Regions from separate parts of the Homo sapiens genome. Here regions 1 and 2 are each linked to region 3. The links are chromatin contacts, found by Hi-C or POLR2A ChIA-PET in ENCODE. All regions are on one chromosome and are shown on one strand. Each heading gives the region's core, a stretch centred on a gene start or an enhancer-like site at or near the end of the contact. The rest is flanking DNA. Distances are from core to core; before and after follow the strand shown.

What was found. Hi-C counts contacts between places; a loop is a spot of excess contacts on that map. ChIA-PET counts read pairs that join two places held with the same protein, here RNA polymerase II (POLR2A). Pooled maps may share reads with other maps.
Region 1: a map of naive thymus-derived CD4-positive, alpha-beta T cell shows a loop between it and region 3 (12-fold over the local background). The contact joins the promoter of SLC46A3 here to the promoter of EXOSC8 in region 3. A Hi-C loop is called at or near these places in 1 of 168 maps with a recorded cell type or tissue (naive thymus-derived CD4-positive, alpha-beta T cell) and 3 of 50 pooled maps. POLR2A ChIA-PET finds 5 or more read pairs at or near these places in 1 of 52 experiments (activated CD8-positive, alpha-beta memory T cell).
Region 2: a loop to region 3 is called in a map of CD8-positive, alpha-beta T cell, with 19 times the contacts of the local background. The contact joins the promoter of DNAJC15 here to the promoter of EXOSC8 in region 3. A Hi-C loop is called at or near these places in 1 of 168 maps with a recorded cell type or tissue (CD8-positive, alpha-beta T cell) and 1 of 50 pooled maps. POLR2A ChIA-PET finds 5 or more read pairs at or near these places in 1 of 52 experiments (T-cell).

The regions. Positions count from the first base shown.
Region 1 is chr13:28,715,968-28,720,297 of GRCh38, forward strand. It overlaps SLC46A3 (solute carrier family 46 member 3), which reads right to left and starts at 3,003. Exons shown (of 6, transcript NM_181785.4): 1 at 2,529-3,003; 2 at 1,843-2,055. The coding sequence starts at 2,031.
Region 2 is chr13:43,021,072-43,025,612 of GRCh38, forward strand. It overlaps DNAJC15 (DnaJ heat shock protein family (Hsp40) member C15), which reads left to right and starts at 2,515. Exons shown (of 6, transcript NM_013238.3): 1 at 2,515-2,663. The coding sequence starts at 2,556. RefSeq lists enhancers at 2,334-2,393, 2,404-2,453, 2,964-3,013.
Region 3 is chr13:36,998,893-37,002,834 of GRCh38, forward strand. It overlaps EXOSC8 (exosome component 8), which reads left to right and starts at 1,894. Exons shown (of 11, transcript NM_181503.3): 1 at 1,894-1,930; 2 at 3,381-3,417; 3 at 3,596-3,659. The coding sequence starts at 1,914. It overlaps ALG5 (ALG5 dolichyl-phosphate beta-glucosyltransferase), which reads right to left and starts at 448. Exons shown (of 10, transcript NM_013338.5): 1 at 343-448. The coding sequence starts at 408. RefSeq lists a silencer at 364-663 and enhancers at 1,124-1,173, 1,634-1,723, 1,924-2,183, 2,404-2,463.

The sequences.
Region 1 (4,330 bases), core at 1,753-4,252, 8.3 Mb before region 3:
CCTGTCTCTACAAAAAAAAAAAAAAAAAATCAAAAATTAGCTGAGTGTAGTGGCACGTGCCTGTAGTCCCAGCTACTCAGGAGGCTGAGGTGAGAGGATCCCTTGAGCCTAGGAGTTCAAAGTTGCAGCGAGCTATTACCACGCCACTCCACTCCAGCGTGGGCAGCAGAATGAGACCCTGTCTCAAAAAGTACCATACATGCATAAATACATAATAAACAAAATAAAATAAAAAACACTTCAGGTGATTCCCATGTCCAGTCAAGGTTAAAAAACACTGTGTTAGAGGTTCCAGGATGGGATTCAAGTATGTATATTAACAAACGTCTCCAGAGCCGAAATCTGAAGAGCATCCCTGCTGTAGGACCCCAACTTTGAAACTAAGAGGATTTGTTAAACTCTATTCTGTTTATGTGTGTTTTTCTCAACCTAGAGAGACTCTGGGCTTCTCGGGTTCAGAGCCGTTTTGCTTATCCTTGTCACCACAGGATAATGTGTGATAAACATTTGTTTAATGCATGAATAAACACTTACAAAAAGAAACTGTGAGCCGATCGAAGCTTCTCACTCCCGGGAATGACCTAGGAGACATTCTTGAAGGGAGATAAGACCGCTGGGTGAGACTCAGGGCCCTTTTTTTTTATGACCTTACTCTACGCCAGAACCTTGATGTCTTCCAGGCTGCTCAGAAATAATCACTCCCAAGAAAACGTTTCCCATGGGAATGAGGAAATGAGTAAGATTAGGGATTGTGCCAAATTGCCTAACCTCACCCCAGCAAGGTTCCACCTGACACCTCGGGAAGTGCTAGAACCTTGCCTCTGGGGCGGTTTGCCATTTCCTCCTTCTCAGGCTCTTCTCCCAGTCACAGAGACTCACAGAGCCAGCAGGAGGTGACTCAATTCCTTTTAATTCATTTCATCTTTCACTGGGAAGGCAGCACCACTCCTTTACAATCACAAAATATCCCCCAGAAGAAGAGTTTAGAGTTTACAGGTGTGATTTGTTTTTGAGGCATTGTAGGAAAAAAAAAAAAATTTCCAAACCTGGATACTATCTCTTTGCATTTTGAAATGGTAGACTTTTGTCAAAAACTGCCCAAGGGACCAGGAGAATGGTGAAGTGCCTGCCTCCTGTTTTACACACAAAAAAACTGGGGAGATTGCTGGAGAGGGAGGAAGAAAGCCTCCTTAATATCTGGCTAAACATCTTTGGTGTCAACGGTGGGTACTCCCCACTCCAGATGTCCCCACACAGCTGCTCCTCAACACGTGAGAGCCAAGGCTGATTTGATACCACCACCAAATAATAAATGCTCCTCCACCCCACCCTGTGACAGACACTGGCTCACAATCTTCAGTGATGGGCCACTTTCTAGAGTCCCTGAAAGCTGGGACATGCAGAAACAGTAAAAGGATTGGGGAAGAATAGAGCAAGTGAGAGACAGAAACACCATGTTTCAGCCACCCCTGTCCACCAAGTAGCTCATTCCAGCCTGCCCTGCCCCAATTTTCAGACTTTTTTTTTTTTTTTTTTTTTTTTTAGGACAAAGCAAGGAGACAGCCACAGAAGAGATGACACTGTGGTGAAATTTTCCGAGAGAAAGGAGAAGAGCTAGTGTCACAGAGCAGGAGGGTGTTTTAAGAAGAAGAGGCAGATTTGAAAGGTGTCAGGAAACTTCAAATGAGGTGAGTTCCCAGTAAAGGCCATTAGGTTTGGGATTTAGGACTTTGATGGCCGCCCTAGAGAGACCAATGGATGATGAGTTCACGGTCCTCTTTAACTCAAAGCCCGGTATACATTCCCATTTTATTAAATACTATGGATATTGTAATTTCTTACCTCCTGGAATGCAAAAATTGGGCTGCTTTTGTTTTTTTCACACTCAGAAATATTGCTATCAGATGAAAAAGTGTAGTTGCCAGTTTCTTCCCATATTCTCCGATAAACATATTGCGTTGTCAGTGGACCGGTCAAAGTCATAGCAAATGCACTAAGGAAAATGGCAGGTTCTACAAATAAAATCTTCATATTGCCTGGGTAGGTAGCTGTATTCTATAAAAAGTGAAAACGGAGAAAGATCATCTGTCTCATCCCAGAGGCTAGATATTCAAAGATGGGTAAGTTTGAGCAATTTTGTGGAGTAAATGTTTAAACAAGCAAACTAGAGAACAGAAAAGGCAGTAAGCACTTTCTCAGAGAATAACTTTTACTTTGGAGTAGAGTACTCTGTAACAACCTGAGGCTGCCATGCTTTCCATTTTTATGAGTAGGACATTGTAGGACTCAAGCCGCCTTTGAGTCTTTGAAATCATAAACTGTCACCCATCTTGGTTAGCCAATGATCACAGTACAGTTCCCACACTGTATATTGCCAACTGATTTTTCGTAAGTTCAACAATGAGGTTCCTTTTGGGAAGCGACAGTTGCACAATTGTTATTGTTATTTTGCTGCGTATTAAAAACGGACAGGGAGGGGGCGTTTTAAAAAGCAGCTCCCAATCGAAAGGGCCTTATTTTTAACTCACCCCACGATTACAGTCTTCCTGCCAGGCTGGGTACAGGTCGGGCCGTGCCAGGGGCTGTCGCCTCGGATGCCCTGCGCTCGTGCGCGCCCGGGTTCAAGGGCAGCCTCTGGACTGGGGCAACAGAGGACGCGCCGGGGACAGTAACCTCGGACTACGCGGCCGGCGCTGGGGTGGGGAGAGTACTTTCCCGTCGAACTCGACCAAATTACGCTTGTCGGGGAGTCTCAAGCGTATTGTAAAGCAAACCTCGGCAAGCGCACTTCCGCGTCCCGAGTGACACCTGCAGGGTTCTCCGGCAGCCCTCGGCTTCCCCGCGGCCCTGCGGACCTCGGCCTCAGCGCGGCGCGGCGGGGCGCGGAGCAGCTGCTCCTTCTGCGCAGTGGACAATCGGCCAATCGGCGCCTCCGTCGGTCGGTCAGCGGCCCTGCCAGCGCTAGGCGATGACTCGGCCGCAGCCAGCTGAGCATCGCTGTCCGCCGAGGAGGCGGGGTCGGCTGCCGCGGCGCTGTCACTGTTCTACCCGGCTCTCCTGCGATTGGGCCCAGCGGTCGGTGCCCCAGCGGCGATTGGTCCACCCGGACGTCACTCTCCCCTGGAGAGTGGCTAGTGGATCGTGCACCCACCCTCGGAGGCCCGGAGTGGATCCCGCGCGACCGAGCAGCCACTCAGCACCGCTGTTGAGTGGTGGGCCGCGCCGCAGGCTCAACAGCTCTGGAGTTGCAAAGCATTTCTGAATCCGAATATCCTTTCTCATAGAAACACATAAAACAACAGTTGGAAAAGTAACATGTTTGGGCTGTAGCCCCCAGCAGGATCCCGGTCGGCCCGCAGAAGAGGGGAATGGGCGCAGGTGGAGGGCATAGGAAAGAGAGTGCTCAATGCAGAGTTAGCGGAGGGTTGGAATGTGGTCGCTGGCTTTTCCTGGGGAGGGGAGGGGGGACTTGGGCAAATCGTTAAATTTTCATGAACCTCCATGTCTTTATCTGCCACGTGGGGATGATAAGTCTTACAGGGTTGTCTAATTAAACACTCAGCATGTATACACAACACAGCCCCTGGACATAGGAGGAGTTGTCAGTGCTCTCCAACACACCCACCAGGAACAACTTGTAGTAAAAGAATTGAGCTACTACTTCTTGAAGCCAGGAGAAATGCATGCATGAGGAACCGTGGGGGCATCTCAGTAAGAAGGTGTTAGAATTTACTATGGGCTTGCGTTATGTGATTTTGGGAAGAGTTCAAGAAAGCAAGGCCTTACTCTGGATTGGTTGCTGTCAGGAAATGGCAGTAATTCTATGATTGGGTATCTTAATAAGTCTTATTTAGGAGTCAAGACTAGACAGAGGCTAAAGCCATGAATGATAAAGAAGCAACAGTCACACATATTTGTCATTTTTGTGGTTTAGACAGTGCCTAAATTTTGTCCGTGTTCAGACAAAATTATGACGTGGTCTTGTTTTTGTCTTGATCATGGTTACAGAATGCTCTTGTCTGACTTTGGTGTTCCGTGAAATTGTTTTCATTCGACAGAACACCATGGTCCAGAAAAGTTCTTAGCAACACCAAGGCCCAGCTGATAGTTCCAGCACCTGGATGTCAGAGCTGCTTTCTCTTCCTCAGCACTCCTTAAATGACAGTTGTGTCACTGAATGCAGAGTTAAACGTCTTAGGTTTGAGTCCTAACTGATACTTAGTAGCTGGTAACCTTGGACTTGCCACTTAATCTTACTTCCCAGCTTCTTCAAATCAGCATTTATGAAGCACTTGTTATGAGTTTCAAACAATGGAGCATGGATATTGGA
Region 2 (4,541 bases), core at 1,265-3,764, 6.0 Mb after region 3:
TGGATATGTTCAGTTATACAAGCCCAGAAAATAATGGAGGTACACTAGAACTCAGATGTCTTCCTTATTCCTGTAACCACCCAATGGGTTTACTTTGCTGGCTGTCTAGACAGAGCCAAATTTATAAAGACGGGGTAATTGCAATAGAGAAAGAGTAATTCATGCAGAGCTGACTGTGCAGGAGACTGGAGTTTCATTATTACTCAAATCAGTCTCCCAGAGCATTCAGGGATCAGAATTTTTTATTTATTTATTTATTATTATTATTTTTTTGAGACGGAGTCTCACTCTGTCCTCAGGCTGGAGTGCAGTGGCGCGATCTCTGCTCACTGCAACCTCTGCCTCCCAGGTTCAAGCGATTCTCCTGCCTCAGCCTCCCGAGTAGCTGGGACTACAGGCACCCACCACGCCCAGCTAATTTTTGTATTTTTAGTAGAGATGGGATTTCACCATGTTGGCCAGGATGGTCTCACTCTCTTGACCTCATGATGCACCCACCTTCGGCCTCCCAAAGTGCTGGGATTACAGGCATGAGCCACCGCGCCCAGCTGGGGATCAGAATTTTTAAGGACAACTCGGTGAGTAGGGGGAAGCCAGTGAGCTGGGAGTGCTGATTGGTCAGGTCAAAGATGAAATCACAGGGAGTCCAAGTTGTCTTGCGTTATCAGTTCCTGGGTGGGGGCCACGAGATCAGATGAGCCAGTTTATCGATCTGGGTGATGCCAGCTGATTCATCAAGTGCGGGGTCTGCAAAATATCTCAAGCACTGGTGGTAGTTTTTACAATAGTGATGTTAGCTCCAGCAGCAATTTGGGGAGGGTCAGAATCTTGTAGCCTCCAGCTGCATGACTCCTAAGTCATAATTTCTGATCTTGTGGCTAATTTGTTAGTCCTACAAAGGCAGTCTAGTCCCCAGGCAAGAAGGAGGTTTGTTTTGGGAAAGGGCTTTTATCATCTTTGTTTCAAACTATAAACTATGAATTACATTCCTCCCAAAGTTAGTTTGGCCTACGGCCAGGAATGTACAAGACAGCTTGGAGGTTAGAAGCAAGATGGTGTTGATTAGGTCAGATCTCTTTCTCAGTTGTAATTTTGCAATGGCGGTTTAATTCCCAGTCCAGTTCTCTTTATACTGCTATGCAATGCATGTGCTCATGTTCTGGTATGTACTATTATTCTGTGTCAGTGTTATCTTCCCTACAAGATTGTAAATTTCTAGGACCTAACTTCTTAGACATGCTAATAATATTAACTAAGTGAACAAATTAATAGACCCTCAAAACTTTAAATTCAGGAATAGAAAAAAAATAAAGCTTTTTCTTCCTGTCAGCTGATTTTGCAAAGGGTATAAGGAGCCAAAGAGCTGCCACGTTGGTACAGAAGTTGGAAAACACCATACGCTTCAACTGCTGGTTAATTTTTGCTCTAAAAACTTGATGGAGGCCAGGCGCGGTGACTCACGCCTGTAATCTCAGCACTTTGGGAGGCTGAAGCGGGCGGATCACCTGAGGTCAGGAGTTTGAGACCAGCCTGGCCAACATGGTGAAACCTCGTCTCTACTAAAAATACACAAATTAGCCAGGTGTGGTGGCACGTGCCTTTAATCCCAGGTACTCGGGAGGCAGAGGGTGCAGTGAGCCAGAGATTGCGCCACTGCACTCAGCCTGGGCAACAGAGCGAGACTCCATCTCAAAAAAAAAAAAAAGCTTAATAATAAAATGGGCTTTTATATATACAAATCAGCACAAACTCATTTGAGGGAGAGTAAGATTTACCTACTTGCTCACAACTTTTTTTCCCCTGCCTCAGGCTCCTGAGTAGCTGGGATTACAGGGACGCACCACCACACCCAGCTAATCTTTGTATTTTTAGTAGAGACGAGGTTTCACCATGTCGGCCAAGCTGGTGTGATCCACCCGCCTCGGTCTCCCAAAGTGCTGGGATTACAGCGTGAGCCACCGCACCCGGCCACAACTTTCTTCTGTGTAATTTCACCTTAAATACAGCCATTTACTTGGGGGTGGAGTAAGCAAATTGCCTCTTTAATTTCTCTCCCGGGGTGGTAGAACTGTGGCATTAAACAGAAGTGCGAACAGAAGTTGAGAGTGGGAAGAAAGGCTGCCCGGAAGGGGGTCAGGAAAGCTCAGGCAAGCCCACCCTCAGGCACTACAGCTAGACTCCGAGCTTACTGGGCAGTCATCTGATTCGACCAACATCAGTTCGCAGGGCTTAAGCCCAGTCCCTTACGGCGGCCTGGGGAGGGACCAGGCCCAAGTATATAAAGCTCCCTGAGGGTCCGCGTTGGCTTTGCGCCTGTGAGTGTGATTCAAGAACGTCCCAGTGCCCTTGGCTCCTTTCGGAGTGTGACCCCGTGCTTGCACGGGACACGTTACCCAGCTCGGGTGAGAAGGGTATCTTCCGGGAACCTCGCCTTTAATAGCACAACGAGCGCAGAGTCCACTGGATCTGCGAGAAGAAACCGCGCTAACTAGTTTGTCCCTACGGCCGCCTCGTAGTCACTGCCGCGGCGCCTTGAGTCTCCGGGCCGCCTTGCCATGGCTGCCCGTGGTGTCATCGCTCCAGTTGGCGAGAGTTTGCGCTACGCTGAGTACTTGCAGCCCTCGGCCAAACGGCCAGACGCCGACGTCGACCAGCAGAGACTGGTGAGTCCTGCCAGCGGCCCCCACCCCTCTCTGGCTCCCTTGTAGTTTCTGCTTCAGCCCCCTCTACCGCCTCACCCTTGAACCTTTGTACTCCCCCGCATTCGCTCACGGTCTGTGCCCTAGCGCTCACTTGTTCAGTGGAGAGACCGCTTTGTGCTGGGCTTTGACGCCTGGGCGTGGAAGACGGAGCAGTTCTGAGGATCTGTCTCCTCAAGGAGCTTCCAGTCTTGTCTGGGACACAAACCAGAAAACAGGCAATTGCAAATACAGTAAAATAAGTGCTGTATGTGGATTTTCCTATCTCATAGGAGGCCCTAAAAACGTCTTGCAGGGGACGTGGTGGGATCAGGGACGCTTCTTGGAGAAAGCTGTAGTTAAAAATTAAGATCTGAATGAATAAAAACAGTCCATTCAGCAAGGAGAAGGGGAAAAAGTGTTTCGGGTACCAGGACTACTGTCTCCAAAGTCTCCGGCACAGAAACAGGGCCCAGTTGGAAACTCCAAGTGGTGTATTCAGGATGAACTGTAGAGCTGGAAAAAGGAAGGGTCTAACAGAAAACTGTCCAACAGAAGCATATTGTGAGCCACATACGTATTTTTACGTTTTTTTTTTTTTTTTTTTTTTTTGAGACGGAGTCTCGCTCTGTCGCCCAGGCTGGAGTGCAGTGGCGCGATCTCGGCTCACTGCAAGCTCCGCCTCCCGGTTTCAGGCCATTCTCCTGCCTCAGCCTCCCAAGTAGCTGGGACTACAGGCGCCTGCCACCACTCCCGGCTAATTTTTTGTATTTTTAGTAGAGACGGGGGTTTCACCGTGTTAGCCAGGATGGTCTCGATCTGCTTACCTCGTGATCCGCCCGCCTCGGCCTCCCAAAGTGCTGGGATTACAGGCGTGAGCCACCGCGTCCGGCATATTTTTAAGTTTTTTGTAGCCATATTAAACAACTGAAGAGAAACAGGTGGGTTTGATTTTAACCATGTATTTTCTTTAACCTGATATATGCACAGTTGCATGGTAATTTTCAACATTCAATATGAAATATTGCCCAAGTGGTGGTTTAGGCTTGTAATCCCAGCGCTTTAGGAAGCCCAGGCAGGAGGATCACTTGAGGCCATGAGTTTGGAGGACAGCCTGGGCAACACAGGAGACCCCATCTCTGCTAAAAAAAAAAAAAAAAAATTAGCTGGGTGTGGTGGTGTGAGCCTGTAGTCCTAGCTGCTTGGGAGGCTGGGTCGGGAGAATCACTTGAGCCCAGGAGTTGAGGTTATAGTGAGCTATGATTTCGCCACTGCACTCCAGCCTGAGAGACAGAGCTAGACCCTGTCTCCAACAAAGAAAAAAAAATGAGGCAGTAGAGATTTAGAAAGTTTTAAGTAACTGGTCCAGGATCATCCCTGGTAAGTGGCAGATCTACGATTCCAAATGCTACACTTTTTCCCTTATGACTTGCTGACTCCTTAGAAATAAGGATTTCTGGATATAGTATTCAGTGTATGATACAGCTGAACAAGATCAGGCAGAAGTAATCCTTTTGTGGAGAGTCGTAAAAATCCGAGTATCAGGCTTTCAAGGTAGTTGGGAGCTGTGGTAATTGGAAGATAGAACTAATATTGGTGACTTTTACATGTGTAGGTATTTTTACTTGGAAGAGGAGAGAGTTTACAGAATCCAGAGTACCACATAGGAAGCATCTTTAGTAGTCCAGGTACTTGAAGGCTAAAGTGTAGGCCAGTGATTCTCAAACTGTCTGTGTCCTGTAATATCCTGAAATCCTGAAGTCAGATTCATAGACAATAAAATCTACCTGTAAACATAACTTTTAATAATCAATATAATGCTTTAATTGAGACATAAAGGTGAAATATTTTATTAGACAATAA
Region 3 (3,942 bases), core at 644-3,143:
AGTCTGGGAGAGGTCGAGGTTGACAGAGGAGGTGGGTAGGGGGCGCGGGCGCCAGGGGCGATGGAAGCGGCGATGATGCCAGGCCGGGTGGGTGCGCTCCAGTGTGAAAAAACTTACAAGTCTCTGAGCACACAAAGAGATAAGATTCCAAGGGAAAATTAAAGAACCGAAGAAAAGGAGAGTGAAACTCCAGGAAACTCCGAGGTCAGGAATTTGGGGGAATCTAGGGGAAAAGGGACTTCTCCGAGAACTGGTAGCGCGGAGGAGGGGACGCCTGAGGAGCCGCAGTCTCCAGGAGAGCGGTAAGCCCCGGCCTGCGCGGGTTCCCATCCCTGTTCTCACCAGTACGAGGGCTGCGGCCGCCAGCGCCGCGCCGAGCACCGCCAGCTGCAACAGAAGCGGAGCCATTCTCCATGCCGTGGCAGCCCGCCCAATCCCGCACCTCCACACAGGCGGAAGCGCGCCCGCGCGACCCGGCCCCGCCGCCAGAGAGGTCGCGCCCGCTGGCCGCAGCGCCCCCGCGTGGCGAGGCGGAGAAAACGCCGCTCTCGTGCCCTCGGCGCCCAGTCGGTGGAGAGGAGCGCTAGGTTCCACAGCGGGGCGCCAGGTTTATCAAGTATGCAAGACGTCTACTTAATTTGAATTTCAGATTAAAAAACTAATCATGTTTTTAACAGCCTTATTAAGATAGCCACATACCATACGACTCATCCAGTTACAGGTTTCTGGTTTATTACATTAGTTTTTATAAACTGTGGTAAAATAAAAAGTTGCCATTTTAATCATTTTAAGTTTACAATAGTGAGTGGCATTAATTACATACATACTGTGCAACCATCACCACTATCTATCTGTAAAGCCTTCCCAGCTCCCTCCAGGTTCTGGCAACAACTAATTGCATGCTCTATTTGGGGCATACTCATGCTTTAAAAAAAAAAAAACCCACAAAAAAACAAAAACAAAAAACAAAAAAACCACGCTGTGTTTATCAGACATTCAAATTTAACGTGGTATCCTGTATTTTATCTGGTAACCCCACCTAGGAGGGAGATGGCAGCCTTGAGCACGACACAGTCTACAACACAAGGTGATGCTTAGGAGCCCTCAGCTCCGGGACCTGCAGAGCAGAACGTGGTGCGGACAATGAGCGCACAGAAAGTTCAGGTTTCTCGGCCGAGCGCCGTGGCTCACGCCTGTAATCCCAGCACTTTGGGAGGACGAGGCGGGCGGATCACAAGGTCAGGAGATCGAGACCATCCTGGCTAACACGGTGAAACCCCGTCTGTACTAAAAATACAAAAAATTAGCGGGGCGCGGTGGCGGGCGTCTGTAGTTCCAGCTACTCGGGAGGCTGAGGCAGGAGAATGGCGTGAACCCGGGAGGCGGAGCTTGCAGTGAGCCGAGATCGCGCCACTGCACTCCAGCCTGGACGACAGAGCGAGACTCTGTCTCAAAAAAAAAAAAAAAAAAAGTTCAGGTTTCTCATGTGTTGGAGCACGGAGCCCTTGACCAGTGAAGAGGCAAGGCCAGGGCTGAGCCTAAGTCACAGGCAGAAAAAAGACGCAGAAACATTGGAATAACGCTCCACACGCACTGCTTGATTCTGCGCTAGAAACCCTGTTATCTCCGAACTGTTGGTGTTATTCTGAGTCACAGCACCAGCTCTTTTATAAAGAGGGAGACCCGCTCCTTCTTTAACAGCAGATTCGTCAAAATACGTCCAAGGCAAGGAAACCTAGAAAGGCGTCTGGGCAGGGGAAAGTCGATGCGAGGGCGGGCCAGGGACCTTTCGTCGCGTCCCCACCTTGGCATTTCCCGTGGCGTGAGCGGCCCCGGCATCCGTGTCGAAAGTGCGGCGGCGGAACAGGCGCGCAGGAGAGGAGCGGCGCAGGCGCAGACGCGCGGGCGGGAAGATGGCGGCTGGGTTCAAGTGAGTGTTGGCGGGTGGCGGGTAGAGTTCTGTACCCTGGCGGACGGCAGCTTCCTTTAACTCTTAGCTGGGATTCTCTCACCTGGAGGCCGACCCCGTTGGGGTGCCATTTCCTTCCTCGTCGAGGCAGACGATGGGCGGGAGGACCTGGAGGTTGTCACAGTGAAAAGAAAGGGCTTCTTCCTCAGTGAGACGGGAGATGAAAGGACTCTGTAGAGTTCCATACCCGCTGCGAGCGCTCGTGAGCGTGGTGTGTAGTGAACGTGCAGTCCCAGGAGACATAGTTGTAATCTTTTAAAGATTGTGGCCGGGCGCGGCGGTTCACGCCTGTAATCCCAGCACTTTGGAGGACGAGGCGGGCGGATCACCTGACGTCAGGAGTTCGAGACCAGCCTGGTGTACATGGTGAAACACTGTCTCTAATAAAAATATAAAAATTAGCCGGGCGTGGTGGCGGGCGCCTGTAGTCCCAGCTACTCAGGAGGCTGAGGCAGGAGAATCGCTTGAACCCGGGAGGCAGAGGTTGTAGTGAGCCGAGATCGCGCCACTGCACTCCAGCCTGGGCGACAGAGTGAGACTCTGTCAGAATCAATCAATCAAGATTGTTGCATCAGAACCACATACCGCCTGCTTCTCCCTCTCCCGTAATTTATTTCTAAAAGGATCATGCCTCGTTTGGAAGGTTTTTGTGTGTGTGAAGCCAGTGGACTTTCTTAAAGTTTTTAAAAAATGGATAAAATAAATAGGATTCCAAAGGAAATCCATTATGTTGAAATAGTTATCTATGAGTATAAACTCCGAAGACACGATATAGTAGTATATATACTTGGTTTAAAATTAACCTTCGTAAACAAGATCTAGTGGCGAGACTAGTAGTAACTCCTGGGATTTCAAAGTAACGGTGAGCCTGAACATACCTTACACAGCTAAAGGGTGCAAACGAAAACATCTGTGGTCTCCGTGGTTGTTAAAGTTGCAGGTACTGCTAATGTTACTATGGCTTATTGCTTACAGTCATAATTGAAGAATATGCTAAATTTCACTTACAGTGAAAATAAAGATGTACCTTTTTGTTTCCTGAGTTATCTAGTAAGAGGTTAACTATTCATGATCACTAGATTATTAAAATAATCTTTTTTCATGATCACTAGATCACTCTGAATCCTTGTTTCAGAGCAAGAACGACATGATTCTTTTGACACAGATTGAGCTTTTAAAGAGCTCACTCAAAGGGCTTTTAGACGCCAATCTTCTAATCGTTTATGGCAGAGTTAAGGACAGCAATTGAATGTGATTGCTACTACAAGGATTTTTACTTTCTAGAATTACTTTTAGTTAAAAAGTTGTGGAGATTTATGCTGCATCACCACACTTAAGATCTTTGCCAATTTCTGGATTTATGTTAAGATTCATCAGTTTATCTCAGATATATTTTTAACACGTGTTTCAGAACCGTGGAACCTCTGGAGTATTACAGGAGATTTCTGGTGAGTAAAGGTTATGTACATGTTATGCGTTTTGATAACGAGCTGCTTTTAAAGATGAATTTCAAGTAATTTAAATTAATCCATTTGAAGTAACATTTAATGTGTGTGTAAAACTTGTGATAGATGTGTAAAATATGTAATAGGTATAATCTATTTTTATATAAACATATTTATTTAGAAAGAGAACTGCCGTCCTGATGGAAGAGAACTTGGTGAATTCAGAACCACAACTGTCAACATCGGTAAGGATGTATTTTCCACTTTCAACTGTATGATATTCCCAAGTTTTAGTCTATGAACCAGCCAAACAGTTTTTCACCCAAATTCTTTGTCTAAAGGATTTGATGATTTTTTTTGTCAAGAGATTTTTATCCGTACAAAAGCCCTGTAACTAAATGAAAAATGATTAACACAAATTCAAGGACAGGTGAATAATTATTTAAACACTAATTTAAAATAGTTATGTAAAAATCAATTATTCTAACTTGAAATATTCATAAGCAACTGAGAGGGGTAGCAAGATAA